2 separate regions of the Homo sapiens genome follow, and region 2 is linked to region 1. Evidence: read pairs that join two places in POLR2A ChIA-PET (ENCODE). Cell type or tissue: A673. All regions are shown on one strand. Each heading gives the region's core, and the rest is flanking DNA. Links, peaks and the distances in the headings are about the cores only. Region 1 overlaps MRC1 (mannose receptor C-type 1). Region 2 has its middle 35 kb from the start of HACD1.

Region 1 (8,349 bases), core at 321-8,320:
AGCAGAGATGGTGTTTCGCTGTGTTGGCCAGGCTTGTCTTGAACTCCTGACCTTGGGTGATCTACCCACCTCAGCCTCCCAAAGTGCTGGGATTACAGGCATGAGCCACCGTGCCTGGCCTGTAACTGAATTTTAAATATCGGCTAGACTTCAAGAAAAAAAAAAATCAATTGTGTTGTCCCTTACAATTTTATAGGAGAATAAACTACTAAGGCAAGAATTCTTTCTTCCAATTGATGAAAGACAAACTACATATTTTTTATTATTACCTCTTTTTGGAGGGACAGCGAATGCTTTAAATGGTTTAATTTATTTCTGTTTTTCTGCTGGAGGAAACTGACAATGTGGCATTCTTGTTTTTTTCTTCCCATTGGCTTTGAAAGCAATTTCATGTATTTTAAAATACGCTTGACATAGCTAGAGATTCAAAAGATACAACATGATAAATAATAAGGTTTTCCCTACCTCTCACCTGTAACACCCAGTTTACCTTCCTGGAGAATAATTGTTTCTGGGTGTGTATCCTTAGTTATTCTGTGACTATATAAACAAATATATTTATAATTATTTTTGTTTCATACAAATGGCAGTATACTATAATATGTTTTTATCCTAAGTTTTCCACTTAACAACAATTTTGGACATCATTCCACGTAGAATATAAACAGCTTCTATGTTTAATTTTATGGCTGTCCAAAAGCTATTGCAGAGACAGCACATATATTTTTTTGACCGATCTCCTGTGTAATGGATTTTTAATTTAATTTACTTCCAATCTTTTATTAATACAAACAGTCCTGAGGTAAATAACTATATACATTCTATGCACATCATTTCATGCATGTGATCATTCCTGGAAGTGGAATTGTTGGATTAGGGAGGAGATGTGTTTGCAATTTTAATTGATATAGATTTGGCCAAGATCCTAAATAGATATAGATGCGGGACCTGGATGTTGGGTTTGATTATCCTTTACAGGCTCTCCATAGTGACGGTGGGTATCTTTAGAGAAAGCTCACCATTTTTGCATTTTACCTCTACTATTCCTCCTCTAGGAGAAATAGTGTATTTTTTCCTTTTTTGGAAGCCTTCATTACAATTCTCTTTCTAAGACTTGGAATTTCCATGTTGCCAAAGAGGAGAATAGTTACTTTATAGTTTCTCTGGTACAGCACTCAGAATTCTGTAACTTGGCCTTACTGCTTAACCTGCCGGTGCTGGGATCCTCATGTGTAAAATGGAAATGTTCATGACTCTTCTTCCTGAGATAAAATTTTGTTCATTTCATCAAACACTCAGTACATTCTTATTCCTCCATGATGCCTTCTTCACTCGCTAACCACTTGATGTCAGTTTCTGAACATCTCTATACTCCCTGGATTAATGATTCTGTTTTATCTATAAACTCAAATAAACCAGAGCTTGGAAAAGCGTATCAGAGTTCAAATTATGCAGCATACGGGATTAGCAACAGCCTTAGGCAAGAATTCAACCTCAAACCCTGTGAATTATTGTAACACTAACCCGTTTGTCCATAATCCTCAGGTCTCTAGGGCTGTACTCTCTGGCTTAGCAGCCACTTAACCGCATGTGGCCACTGAGCACATGAGCTGTGGCTAGAGGAACAAATCATCTTCTGTGGCTGCCCCAGGGAACTCCCCTTCATTTCACTCAAGTTGGTTGTTTTCATGCTTTCAAATATGTTTAAAGTTCATCATTTCAGTTTTTGAAGGACAGCATTGGCTGATACTATTTTCAATTTCCTAGGTAGCAAAATTAAAATAACCCACCAGAGGGCTCCAAAGCTGTACTAAGCTTGCTTTCTTTTTCTTTTTCTTCTTTTTTTTTTTGTAACCACTGGAAGTGCACAGAATCTAAATTGTATTGAGGGAATAGAATTTTTTTAAATATGCATTTTTTATTACAATTGTACAGCATTTGAGCCTCATGACTGAGTAGTTACTTGTATGACTGCAGGGCACAAAATCCTGGGCTTAAACAATGATGTTTCAGATACTCTCCACCTTTAAGGGAAGATACGACCAATTCATCAAAGGAATAGTGAAGAAAGGTACCCTATAACGAACATATACTAAGACAGCCATTTGAAAACATTTAATATGAGCTTAAATAATATATACGTTCACTTTCATTTGGCAATATAGTCCCCTTCTAAGCAAAACATGTTGCCAAATTACTGTTTGAAATAGTATCTCTAGAATAGTAATAACAAGCAGCCATATATCAACTATAACTTCAATTCTTTTTCTCTTCCAATACTCAATACGCTTATATGTACCAGGCCCTGTGCCAGGCTCAAGGCAATAGGGATGAATAAACATCTGCCTTCAAATGTCTTTATTGTCACTTTCCCCTAGCTCATTACTATTAAATTTTTGCAGCGTATAATCAAGATTATACAATTTGATCCTATTAGTAGCGAGGCTGAGGATGTTGACAGCTGGTTTAATTAAATAATGATTGTGTGGTGCTTGTGATTTACAAGCACACTCTCTCTATTCTTTTCTAGTTCAGAAGAACATGGGGTGGGTGGTTTGATATTAGTGTTAGTACTAATCTCATTTAAAAATTTTCACCTATATGGGTACTCCTTTTCATGTGATGTGACTTGCCGAAGATCACACAACTTACCGCAAATTCAGGTTTTAGGAGTTATGACTCCAGATCCCTCTCCTAGTCACAAGCACGTGTCAGTTTTGGGTAGCAACTAAATGGTAGTGGGTCTGTTCTGAGGCAACAAGTGGCTGACTCATGTGGCTATGGTGGCGGAGGCTCCTTGGAGACCGTTTGTCCCCCAGCCATTCCAGCTCTCTACTTCAACACTAACCTGCCTCTCAAGAGTGACTGGCTCCCTAATGTCCATAGAATAAAGTAAATTCAAATCTTTTAGGGGATGTGTTTAGTCCCCCAAAGCTTTCAGGCCTCCAGCATTTAAACAGTGCATAACAGATGCTTAGTTCAGGTTTGCTGACAAGATTTAGATAATCTAATATGTATTAGTATAGTCTTGTTGTAGATATAACTTTTTAAAAAGAGATTTCCCATAGCCAAGTACAGTGGCTTATGCCCTGTAGTAGCAGCTACTTAGGAGGCTGAGGCAGGAGGACTGCTTGAGCCCAGGAGGTTGAGGCTGCAATGAGACATGATCACACCACCGCACTCTGGCCTGGGGAATAGAGGGAGACCTTGTCTCTTAAAAAAAAAAAAAAAAGAAAGAAAGAAAGTTGATAAGGTGATTTCCCATTTGATTAAAAAGTAGGTTATTTTGTTTTGTCTAAAAACCAACAAAATAGTATATGCCTTGTCTATTTTTGGTGAATATGTATGCTGCGAAAATAAAAACTAAATGTTACCTTTATTTGCCTAGTAACTATAAGCTGTTTCATGTATTATATAAAATGATTAAAATATTGTTATAGTTTTAATCAAATCTTTTAAAATTTTTTTCCGACCCCCCTTTTTGTTTCTAGAAAGTGATGTGCCTACTCACTGTCCTAGTCAGTGGTGGCCGTATGCCGGTCACTGTTACAAGATTCACAGAGATGAGAAAAAAATCCAGAGGGATGCTCTGACCACCTGCAGGAAGGAAGGCGGTGACCTCACAAGTATCCACACCATCGAGGAATTGGACTTTATTATCTCCCAGCTAGGATATGGTGAGAAACTTGACAGTGATAATATACTTGGCTTTAATCCTGGGAGCACCCCTTTCTACCCAACTCTGGAAAATTCTATCATAAACATCAAATTTAATCAATGTAAATCAATAATTCAACGAACAACGTATGAATTTAATCACAAATGCTGAAAATGCCACAATGTGAAAATTGTATAATAATTGAAAGAATTCTTATCACTGAAAGATAATTCAATTTCTTTTTCTTTTAATGTGTAATCCATTTATGGGTAGTTTTAAAACATTATTTTTTTCATGCATTATCTGGATGCAGAGCAGTCTACCTTACACTTGTGAACAATGCTTAATTCCTTGGAATTATCTGTGTGTGTGTGTGTATCTTCTTTTTTTAGGTCCATATTTTATCTCCTAAAAAAGATTTCTAAATGGACTGTTTCAGACTTTAGATTTCTTTTTTCTTTGTGAATTTAGCTGATGCTGGGAGGGTGTTGAACAGTGAAAAATATAGGAGTTTTTTTTTTTTTGAAATGGTTAGATGTCAGCCTAAACCTTTTAAAGGAATATATTTCTTGGCCAAGCTACGGTGGCTCATGCCTGTAATCCCACCACTTTGGGAGGCCAAGGTGGGAAGGATAGCTTGAGCCCAGGAGTTTGAGGCCAGTCCAGGGAACATAGCAAGACCTCGTCTCTACTAAAAAAAATTTTTTTTAAAGAAATGTATGTCTCAATTTTAGGTGCATAATTAAAAATACACAGAAAATGTACTAAGCAGAAAAAAATAGATGAATAAAATGAGCTGGGAATGCTTGTCCCGAAGATGAGCGGCTTGAGAAACAGCATAATGATAATGGGCACTCAGCAGTGCTTGTTGATTAAATGATGATCATTTTCATCTTCCACTGATGAGGCTGCTGAATAGCTGCAGCTGCTCTTCATTTCCCCCCAGCAAAACAAGAGGAAATGGATGGTGGAGATGGTGGAGACAGCTTCCTGACACATAGTGCCTGGAAACTGATTGGGGCTGGGGGAGGGGAGGAAAAAGCAACTAACAAATAGATGAGAAACAAATAGAGTAGTAGCAGAAAAAGACTTAAAAGTCCCCGAAACACTCCTACTTCTAGCACCTGCCAAATGGTATCCATCTTCCTGTGTTGACCCCATTGAGTGTCTTAGGCCACGAGAATAGCCCAGCTGCAGCCTATGAACAATTTCTTGGTTATTCTGTGTCTACTTATCCTGGAAAATTCACAATAGAAGATAATAATGGAATCAGAACTGGTATGTCTGAATAACAATTACTTAAATTTAGTGTGGCACTTATAGCCAGTAAAGTTTGCAAATGATTTAGCAGAAAACAGGTTAGTTAGGATGCTCTAGAACTGGAGTGCACATTTAACTCTACTTTGTATAACATAATGTAGTGAAAGAAAAAAACCTGATATTTTTATTGCTATAATTATTTTAGGAAATTGGATGGCCAAAGTTGCTTTGAAATTCAGCATGAGAATTAGTAAATAAATTAGAAAACCTTCCATTAAAAATTATTGATAAGATTTTATTTTAAACAATAAAATAATATTAATAAAAGTAAAGTTGTAAAGTTAAAATTATTGTTTCTAAACAAAAACCTAGAAATTTTTTTTTACATAATTGAGATGATACCTTTTGTATTAATCATGGAAGTATATTTCAAGTGGACACATTAAGACCTATACACGTAAGTTATGATTATACCAATGAATACAACTTCCCCAACTAATTGATAAAAATCAGCATGACAACTTTACACTCACATCTTATATATTTTTCTAGGATCAAGATTGTGCTTAGGAATTGAAGAAGCTATGGGGGAGAACAATTTAGTGAGAAATATGTATATAGGAAACTCTTAACTGTGGGACTTAGGAGGTTAGTTTTTCTTTGATCTTCAATTTAAATCTTTGAGGGGTACATGAGGTCACTTTGAAGCCTGCATTTGTTGCTGAAAAGATCACGATCTGCAAATCAAGTGAAAGGAGAAGAGGATCATCCTGGCAGTGTCATTCATTCTCCACGGCACTGGAAACATCTGCCAGTGCTGGCGCCAGGCCAGCTAGAGACTTCTCCAAAAGCAAAGTTGAATGACAACTTTCAGGAGGAAGAGACTAAACCGCTTAGGGAGAATCTTATACATTGTGATGTTTTCCTCATTTTCTACCACAACATCATCTTTACAATACTTTGGCAACTAATTTTATTATACCACTAAATGATCATACATCAAGCATTCATGATGGGACTCCCAGTCGTGTGAATTAGATAGATATTGATTTGTGTATTCTTTAACTTTTTTTAATTTAGACAAGTTTATTTTTTAGCCATGACATCTTAAACCTTCATTGACTTTAACTTTATCCCATTTTTGTTGTGATATTTAGGAATTTTTAGCATGGCACCTACTTATAAAATCAATAATGTTCTCCATAGAATTTCAAAACAAAATGATCATGTTTTAAATCTATATTGGTTGTTTTCGTTTTACCCTCATTTGTTATTTAAGTTTTGCTGGAATTTCCTGGCATTTCATGATGAAAATGATTACAGATTCATTTGTATATACAGCATAATAGATAGGTACCAAATGTCAGGTGCAAGTCTCACCTCTTGGTTTATAATTCTTTCACTATATAGATAATTTTCACTCCCAGTACAGTGATTGATCTTTAACGGAAGTATCTAGAATGTTCTTGATAACAAGAGTCAGTAAAATAGAAGCAGTTTAAAATTTTTGTTATTTGAAAACATTCATCAATTTAATCATAGTCAAACAGATGTATATAAATAGGCTACCATCAATAACATGAGTGCAGTTGGCATGGTAAATTATTTGCAACAATAAAAGCAGCTTCATAAGATAGAGCATAGTAATAGACCTACCTCAATTTTGTTTTTGTAACTGCCAGGAGATACAATCTACAATATTTCCACTAAAGAATACAGTCATATTCACAATGTAAAGGGTACACTACACAGCCTAAAACTAACAAGGTAAAATGTAGTTGGCATCTAAGTCGACAGCATGTAGGTCAGATGAGCACTCATGAGGACTATCTTTCATGATGGTGATCATATCAAGGGAGGTAGAGCCCTGTTGATAAAGCAGAGTGCCTTCCGTTCCTTTTACCCCCCGACCTTTGGAAAGCAACCCTTGTATATACCACTGTGTGTTTCTTCCTGTTTAGAGCCAAATGACGAATTGTGGATCGGCTTAAATGACATTAAGATTCAAATGTACTTTGAGTGGAGTGATGGGACCCCTGTAACGTTTACCAAATGGCTTCGTGGAGAACCAAGCCATGAAAACAACAGACAGGAGGATTGTGTGGTGATGAAAGGCAAGGTAAGGCCACTTGAATGACTGATATTTATAATGAAAGTCACGGGGGATTTTTCCTTCTGTCCCAGTCAGTTACATATGTTTGTTTAGATTGTTTTTATTCTACATAAATTGGCATGGATCAAAGGTGAACCAAAATTCAGATTTGATTTCTTGAATCCCTCTCAACTGTCTAGCAAAGTCAAATTTTCAAGAGGATCACTGAAGCAATGGACAGAAACTTTTGGGTCAAGGATGAAATTCGCCTGTAATGAATACTCATATTGTTTCTATGGCACTATATATGTACATGGCCATATATATAGTGCCATATTATAATGGTGTATATATATATCCACCAAAGCTCTCATCTGACCAATTAAGCCATATATATGATTATGCATGTATATATAAAAAGTTATTATAAGCCATATATATGATTACAAGAGATGTAAAAAGAGATATATATGTATGTGTGTGTGTGTGTGTGTGTGTGTGTGTATATATATATATATGTAAAAAGAGATTGTAGCCCCGTATATATGTGAGAGATATATATACACCAAGTAGATGCAGATCTACTTACAGCTACGGTGGATTAGGTCTGGAAGCTGTACTTGGGGAGCTACATTCATTTTTTTCAGTTTACATGGAGCTGTCATATGAAATGATTGCTTTTATGATTGAAATATGACCTCAGTGATTGAAAAATGTTATCAAATTTATCTTTTATTAATAGATGGTAAACACAGTGATTAAGAGGCTGAGTTTTGCTGTGTGACTGACTCCTTTATTTGCAAAATGGGAATAAGAGCTGTACTTAGCTCACCTGTGGATATGAGGTTTTTTTTTTTGTTGTTGTTGTTGTTTGTTTGTTTGTTTTTTAAGACAGAGTCTTGCTCTGTCACCCAGGCTGCAGTGCAGTGGTGCAATCTCAGCTCATTGCAGTCTTGACCTCCTGGGTTCAGGCCTCCCAAATAGCTGTGACTAAAGGTGCGTGCCACCACGCCTGGCTAATTTTTTGTATTTTTGGTACAGATGGAGTTTTGCCATGTTGCCCAAGCTAGTCTTGAACTCCTAAGCTCAAGCGATCTGCCTGCCTCAGCCTCCCAAAGTGTTGAGGTTACAGGCGTGAGCCACTGTGCCAGGCCCAGGATATGAGTATTAAATAATGCATGTGTGGTACACAGTTCCCAGCCCATATTTATTGTTCAATAATTTTTGTCATTGTGGTTGTTTATTTTTGTCACTGTGGCTGTTATTTTTGTCATTGTGGTTGTTTTTATTGTGATGGATTGAAAGTTTAAGAACATATTAGGTGTTAACTATCCAAAGA
Region 2 (8,349 bases), core at 335-8,334, 270 kb before region 1:
TGGCCGGGCGCAGTGGCTCACACCTGTAATCCCAGCACTTTGGGAGGCTGAGGTGGGCAGATCACAAGGTCAGGAGTTCGAGACCAGCCTGGCCAATATGGTGAAACGCTGTCTCTACTAAAAATACAAAAATTAGCCAGGCGTGGTGGCGGACGCCTGTAGTACTAGCTACTCTGGAGGCTGAGGCAGGAGAATCACTTGAACCCAGGAGGCGGAGGTTGCAATGAGCCAAGATCAGGCCACTGTACTCCAGCCTGGGTGACAGAGCGAGATTCCATCTCAAAAAAAAAAAAGAATATTTTAGTTTTTTTCTTATCAAGTTTCTCAACCTTTATTTTTAATGAAGGAAGTGCTGAGTTTTGTTTCTCTTTTTAATCATAATCAACATTAGTTTTTGACCCAAGTAACGTTGACTGTATTCAAACTTATGAGAGTAGAGAGGATCTGGAGGTTGGGGATATGAATGACAAGGAAAGGATGTGGCCACCTGATAACCCTTTCCCTTTTTATCAAACCGGACACACCTGTTTCCCATTTATCTGTAGTTTAGTTTTTGGTTTGTTGTGGTTGGAACTGCTTTGAGAATCCTGGGATTTGTACTGCTGCTATTATTCAAAGACCAAATGAGTAAAACATAGTAGCTCCTAACTTTTTTCCAGCAGCAGCAAGTGGTAATAAACATGAAAACTGGTTAGCAGCAGTTTTGAAAGAACAGAATGCATTCAAATTTAAGGCTTCTTCTGGGTCATCAAAGCCAGTTTCATCAAACAGTTCAACAGAGAGTGGCACTTAATACCCTTTATACAGCCCATGGTTTCATAGTTTCATTTGTTCTTGCCCACAAGCTTGAAATCCAGGTTAAGGTATCCAGCCTTTATCACATAAGCATTGACATTATCCAGGCCTAGTCAGTAGCAGTAGGGTAACAGGATTGAAAAAGATTTGATGGAGAGGAAAGTATCTAATACTAGTCATGGTTTTGACCTAAATTGCTAGACAATAGTGCCATTCACAAAGTCAGAAAATACAGCAGGAAGAGATGGCTTTAAGAGGGGCAGAGAATTAGAAGATTGTGGTAGTAATGAAAATGATGCATTCAGTTTAACAAGTTTAATTTGAGACAGCTATGGTATAGCTAAAAAATAAAAAGCCCATAAAGTTGGAGATAGGGACTAGAGTTTAACATAGCAATCTAGGCCAGAATTGACAATGTTTAAGTAATTGTGGAATCTGTCAATAAGACTCTCCAGAATGTTTATATATATATGTATCAGAAATCCACACAACAGAACCATAGGCAACACCCACACTGGTGACAGGAAGAAGTAGAAGTCACCTATTGAAAACTGGAATGACCCGTTCAGAAAGACAGGCAAATTAGGAGAGAGTACATGAAAGAAGCCAGGGGTCAAGAATGCAGAAGCAAAGGAAGGACTAAAAAGCCTCCATGGACATTGATAATCAAGAGATTATTAAGATCTTTGCTAGAAGAGTTCCTTTACCTGTACTTAATTCCCTTAAAAAAAAGAAAAGTGATTGAATGACTTCCAGCAACTGTAGTCCCGGCAGGAACTGTGGAGACCAGCTGCCCTGTGGGATCCAGTTTTCCTTGGGAGGTTGTATCTGGTCATAAGATAAACATTCTATACATTCTATTGCCTGCTCTTGAACTGAAAGACTTCAACAGTATTAAAGCATTTTTTAATCTTATTTGAGCTTTCATATTCTTCAGTGATTCCTTTCATAATACCTGAGTTAATAAAAGTGGTCTGGGGCCGGGCACGGTGGCTCACGCCTGTAATCACAGCACTTTGGGAGGCTGAGGCGGGCGGATCACAAGGTCAGGAGATCGACACCATCCTGGCTAACACAGTGAAACCCCGTCTCTACTAAAAAATACAAAAAATTAGCCGGGAGTGGTGGCGAGCGCCTGTAGTCCCAACTACGCGGGAGGCTGAGGCAGGAGAATGGCGTGAACCCGGGAGGTGGAGCTTGCAGTGAGCCGAGATCGCGCCACTGCACTCCAGCCTGGGCGACAGAGCGAGACTCCGTCTCAAAAAAAAAAAAAAAAAAAAGTGGTTTGAGAGAGTGAAAGATCTCTTATGGTTTCTGATACAACTGTATAGGACTACCTTTTAAGATTAAATATAAGCATCCCTACATAAATGTAAAAAAACCTATACATAAAAATTAATAATATGCTGACTCAATGGAATTCTCTAAACGATCTTCTGTTGTGAAGATAGTAGCCGCACCGCCCCCCATCTTCCCTGGGGCATGTCAGGAGAGCAAAACCCCACTCTGCCTGCCCTAACAGCACTGCCAGGGGGTCAGGCTGGCTGGAAAATATCTCACCAGTGTCTGCCTCATTTGAAATAGTCACTGTCAAAAACCATGACCAGCAGGATACTGTATATATCCTAAAGGAGACCGAGCTACAGGAAACTCCTCTTTACTATGCTACTACTGAATAAACTGTAGCCTTCTACTTCTAATTCAAGATAAGGAAAACAGCTAAACGCTGGCAATCTTTCAAACTAGTAAAAGCAGAAAAAACTACGGGAAAAGAAAATTTTACCAAAACTATTCTCCGTAAGTGATTCCGTCCAAGAAACAAGTGAGGTAGGACTTCAGAAATTTCACCTGCTATGACTGTTATAAAACCATGAAAAGCAGCAATGTCATTAGTAACAACTAACATTTATTGGGTACTTATATGGGCCCACCTCTGTGCTACAAATTTATAGATATTACATCATTTGCTCCTCAGACAACTGCTTATTCCATTTTACAGATAAGGACTTTGAGGCTTAAGAAAGTTAAGTACTTTTTCTTTCAGTTCTATTGGGTACACTAAATATGGCATTTGTTAGAAGTTAAGTACTTTTTCCCAAATCTAAGGCAAGTTTCACTCCAAAGCCTTGGCTCTTAACCATGACACATGTCACCATTCCACTACTGTGACTGAGAATCTGTGAAGACCTGTCATGAGAATCTAATAACAATTATACCCTAAGGTATTGTGTCTAACTTTTATTTTGTTAGTATTTGCCAAAAAAAAAATACTTAATAAGTCCATCTTTACCCCTAAGAAAATACTGATAGCTTTAAACTAACCCATTTCATTTACTACAAGATTATAATTGGTACTAAAACAGCTCAGCCTTAATTCCTAAAACATTAAAATATATGTGGTAAAGGTTTCTTTGCCTCTGTTAATGTTTATCCAACTAAAAATATACTTTTAAGTAAGAAAACTGAATGTTTCCAAAGTTTACAAGCATCTAAAGTTAATTCACAGAAATATTTTTAAATGCTTTTTCAAAAACAAATAAAGCAAATAATATCTCCATAAACATATTAAATAATTTGGAATTTTCCAGGGGCAAAAATGCGTCATAACTATAAACATACAACTTGTAAAATAACCAACATTTTCACAAAATAATACTTTCTAAAAAACCTTTTTACTAGCTATGCTCACACCTAACTTTTGCTACTTGTCATTGTTATTTCATACAACTTACAAACAGACAGTATCAACTCTACTTCAAAAAAATGTATTTTGAACTTTCTGAAATTTCAATTCTCACAAGATGTAATACTTTTTCTTTTTTTTCTTTTTCTTTTCTTTTCTTTTTTTTTTTTTTTTTTTTTGAAGACAGAGTCTCGCTGTCACCCAGGCCACATTGTAGTGGGTAATACATTTTTAATGCTATAAATTGTTTCTATATGAAATTTCTCATATATGTTGATTTTGGAATTGAAACAAAAAAGTAATACCAGATTTTGGAGCAAATGTTTATGCATACAAGTTACGAATAAAGTTGTAACTTTGAAAAAATGAATGTTTGATGCACGAAAATCTACAGACTCCAGGCTAACAACTGTTCTAAATTCAGTTTTTCTTCTTGAGTACACTTAATGTAAATTAACCTTTCCATTTCCTCATTTCTTAAGATTAATTTCTGTTGCAAGGGTTTTAATAAAGTTCAGCGAAAGTTTAACTCAATAAAATCAGCTTCTGAACACATTAATTTAGCCACAAACCTATTTTAGTCAACTTATGATTAGATTAAAAATCATTCAGACAAATTATTTTGTGTCTTGCATATTTCTCAAAAACAGAAGCATATGCATTTCCCACAATCTTGAATATATTCCTCCCTAAGAAGGGGTGTGTGTGTGTGTGTGTGTGTGTGTGTGTGTGTGTGTGTGTCTGTTTGTGGGAGGGCTTATTAAAAAAAAAGACACTAGAAGTTCTATTTAAGTAACAACACTACTACAAAAAAATTTTTTTTTCTTTTTTTTTTTTTTTTTTTTGACACAAGGTCTCACTCTGTTGCCCAGGCTGGAGTGCAGAAGCGTGATTATAGCTCACTGCAGCCTCAGCCTCCTAGGCTCAAACAATCCCACACCTCAGCTTCCCAAGTAGCTGGAAGTACAGGCATGTGACACCATGCCTGGTTAATTTTTGTATTTTTTGTACAGACAGTTTCGTCATGTTGCCCAGGCTGGCCTCCAACTCCTGGACTTAAGTCATCCACCCACCTCAGCCTCCCAAAGTGCTGGGATTACAGGCGTGAGCCACCACACCTGGCCCAAAAATATTTTAACCTACTTTCTAGTTGTATCTAGTTTATATCATGTCATCAAATTCAATACAACAAAAATACCTAATTGGATTTTACGATTGTTTTTTCTTCCCAGCCACACTACTTAAGTGAATGGTCAGATAAATTGTATGGTTATAAAATATTTGCTAAAAATATCTGTCAGACTATGGACTATGCAGATATCATTTTTCATTTTTATAAACTTAAAACTACACTGTTCATTTTGATAAGAAACAATAGACATGACTGTAGGAATGCTGATTTTTTTTTCTTTCGGTTCTATTGAGTACACTGAATATGGCATTTGCTAGAAGTCATTCCCCACCTCCCCACCCCTTCTTGATATTTCTTTTTTTTCTCCCCACCCTGAGACAGAGTTTCGCTCTTGCCCAGGCTGGAGTACAGTGATGTGATTTTGGCTCACTGCAACCTTCGCCTCCTGGGTTCAAGTGATTCTCCTGCCTCAGCCTCCCAAGTAGCTGGGATTACAGGCATCCACCACCACGTTTGGCTAATTTTTATATTTTTAGTAGAGACAGGGTTTCACCTTGTTGGCCAGGCTGGTCTCAAACTCCTGACCTCAAGTGATCCACCCGCCTCGGCCTCCCAAAGTGCTGGGATTATAGGTTGAGCCACCGCACCCAGCCTTTCTCTATTGCAGTGTTTCTTAAAGGCTGGTGGGACAACTAAGCTGCTTGCACCATAACTGCCTAGCACCTTGCTAAAAAATTCAGGTTTCTTAGCCCCACAGCTGCTGATGCAAAATCTCTAAAGAAAGAATTCTGAGGTCCTCAGATGATTAATAAATGATTTGATCTGAAAACCGTTTTTCTACAGTCATTATCCTCAAAGTTAAACCACAAAATGTTAACTGAATTTAAGAAAAATTGTTAATTTTCGAATTGTACAAATTGAATTTAAATATGTAAGGCACGATCATTAATCAAGAAACAAAATGTATTTTTACAGCAATCTCAGTTTTGCATTATATATAATTTTAGCAAAGCAGGAGAAGATGGTAAGAGTATAAAGTAATGCGGAACAGAATGCTGCAGTTAAGAACTTTTGAGCAAAATGAAAGTATATTAATTAATACCCAGAATTTTCTAGGGTATAATCTAGAGGCGCAAACGTCGATGTGAAGGTTGAGTTCATAATATGCCTGGAAATTGCATATGCATAAATAATTTAGTGCTTTTTATGCGCTTAAAAAGACATCAGTCTTCATGTATGAGATCACAGCCATATTAATCTGGTTTTTAAAATCCAGGCAGGGTGTGGTGGCTCATGCCTGTAATCCTAGCACTTTGGGAGGCCGAAGTGGGTAGATCACTTGAGGTCAGTCAGGAGTTCGAGACCAGCCTGGCCAACATGGTGAAACCCCGTCTCTACTAAAAATACAAAAATTAGCCGGGCATGGAGGCGTATGCCTGTAATCCCAGCTACTTGGGAGGCTGAGGCAGGAGAATCACTTCAACCCGGGAGGCAGAGGTTGCAGTGAGCTGAGATCATGCTATTGCACTCCAGCCTGGGCAGCAAGAGCGAAACTCTGTCTCCATAAATAAATAAATAAATACATAAATAAATAAATAAATAAATAAATCCCAATGTCTTGTTTCACAAACTCCTATAAATTAGAACTCCTTCTATTATTAAAATACCCATGTGCAACCAAAACATTAAGAAACAAAGACCCTGAGACATGAAAGTTAACATCACCAGAAAATGGAACAATTTAATATTCCTGCCCAAAGGTACATAATTAAATCTAATCATTAGGAAACATCAAATGAACTCAAACGGAGGGACCAAACAAACTCAAATGGAGGGACTGTCTATAAAACAACGATCCTGTACTGTGGAAAATGTCCAAGTCACGAAAGGTGAAGAAAAACTAAGGAACCACTCTAGACTAAAAGAGATGATAACTAAATGTAATTGCTGACCCTGGATTGGATCTTGACCCAGAATATACATGTGCATGCATACATACATGTCAATGAGACTGGAATAAGGTCTACCAATTAGATAAAGGTATTGGATTCTTAAACTAAATATGGCCTGAGAAGCACTCTGTACTTCTATATTTGAGTCCTTGTGGACGAACTGTAACCTAGCTCAATAGGCGGACAAGATTGATAACCTAACTAGGAGTACGCACCTGTAACAACAGCTGAGTCTTGGCCAATCCCAGACGACGTACTTCAACCACTCACAGACTGCTAAGTGTTCAGACTGTGTTCAAGTAAGACAAATGCCAATATGTAACCAGTCCAGCTATTTCTGTACCTCACTGCCAATTTCTGTATGCCACTTCCCTTTTTTTGTCTATAAATTTGTTCTGACCACAGGGCATCCCTGGAGTCTGTCTGAATCTGCTGATTCTGGGGGCTGCCCGATTCACGAATCGTTGATTGCTCAATTAACCTCCTTTAAATTTAATTTGGCTGAAGTTCTTCTAATAACAGTATCAGTGTTGATTTCCTGATTTAGGTTATGGTACAGTGGCAAGGTAGCACGATGTCCTTGTTCTTAGGAAATATGCACTGAAGAAATTAGGGGTTAATGTTTCAACTTATTCTCAAATGGTTCAGGACATATTATGAACAGAGAGAGAGAAAACTATAGCAAACGGGGCAAAATATGAACAAGTGGGGAATTCAAGTGAAGGGTTTAGAGGTGCTTTTCCTTCTATTCTTAACAAATTTCCTGTAACTTTGAAATTATTTCAAAATAAAAAATGACCAAAATATTTTAAAAGCTATAACAGGAACACAAAAAAAATCTAAAATGTTTAGAATATATCTTTAAGCTTCATATCTAAAGGAGAGACCTATGTCTATTTAAATATTTTGTAAATTTAGACTAAAACTATAAACAAATTGAATTTTAAGTTCTATTCAATGCCTTCATACTAGAAATTACAAAACTGCATTGCTTATTTTTTATTCTATCAATTATATGTGTAATCCAAATCTAAATGTATGTGAAAGGTAAATACCTCTATACGTCCCATATGCATATGAAAAATATTTTAAATGTTGCCTTTTACAGTTATTTTTTTTCCTTCAAGGATCTCTTAATGATTTATTGTATTGGTCTCATCAACTATAACTGATTTTGTTATGAAGTAGTTTTAGTCCAGAATTCTGTCGATTTAGTGGTGCCCTAATATGCTTATACACATATGAGTAACAAAGAACCCATCCCATCAGATTATCAACACACTGTATTTGTTAAAGCACAGATAATTATTTTGCAATATGATTTACTAACCAATCTAACCCAGTAATTTTGCTAAAGGTTTACTGTGTAGGGGAGAGAGAGGTAAGATAAGAGGAAGATGTTAATTCCCTACAACAGGGCCTGACACACAGTGGGCATGAGATACATATTTGTGAAGAGGAAAAGGGATTATTGCAAAGTTTAGATCATTTGCAATATATCACTAGAAACTATGACATTGCAGCATAATAATTAGATGCTTAAAAATATAAAGATGAGAAAATAATGCTTCTGAAAATCTATAGATGTCAAGCAACAAAAACTCTTGGTGAAAATGACTTTCTTACCTTTCTGGCATGCTTTTTTAAAAAGCTAAAACTATCAAGGATGTTGCTATATTCATGTCGAATTAACATTTTGAAAAATATTTTTTAAAACTTGCATATTGTATAATATAGCAAGCTATAAAGCTATGAAAATCAAAAAACAATCAGAATATGAAGGAATT

What was found. Peaks named below come from ENCODE experiments on the same cell type or tissue, not always from the same donor. Only the 100,000 strongest peaks of a DNase experiment are listed, where the experiment ranks them.
Region 2: POLR2A ChIA-PET joins it to region 1 with 12 read pairs; 3 of 35 experiments call an interaction of 5 or more read pairs at or near these places.

Annotation. Positions count from the first base shown.
Region 1 is chr10:17,846,088-17,854,436 of GRCh38, forward strand. MRC1 (mannose receptor C-type 1) reads left to right here. Exons shown (of 30, transcript NM_002438.4): 7 at 3,492-3,677; 8 at 6,880-7,037. Among named protein-coding and RNA genes, the nearest start is that of MIR511, 5.2 kb to the left of the region's middle. In A673, for the core only: a CTCF peak has its summit at 1,788 (motif pointing right); DNase peaks (open chromatin) are centred at 1,794, 4,624 and 5,734; H3K27ac peaks cover 693 bases.
Region 2 is chr10:17,578,327-17,586,675 of GRCh38, forward strand. It overlaps the pseudogene PRPF38AP2. Among named protein-coding and RNA genes, the nearest start is that of HACD1, 35 kb to the right of the region's middle. In A673, for the core only: no CTCF peak of the experiment used is centred there; no DNase peak of the experiment used is centred there.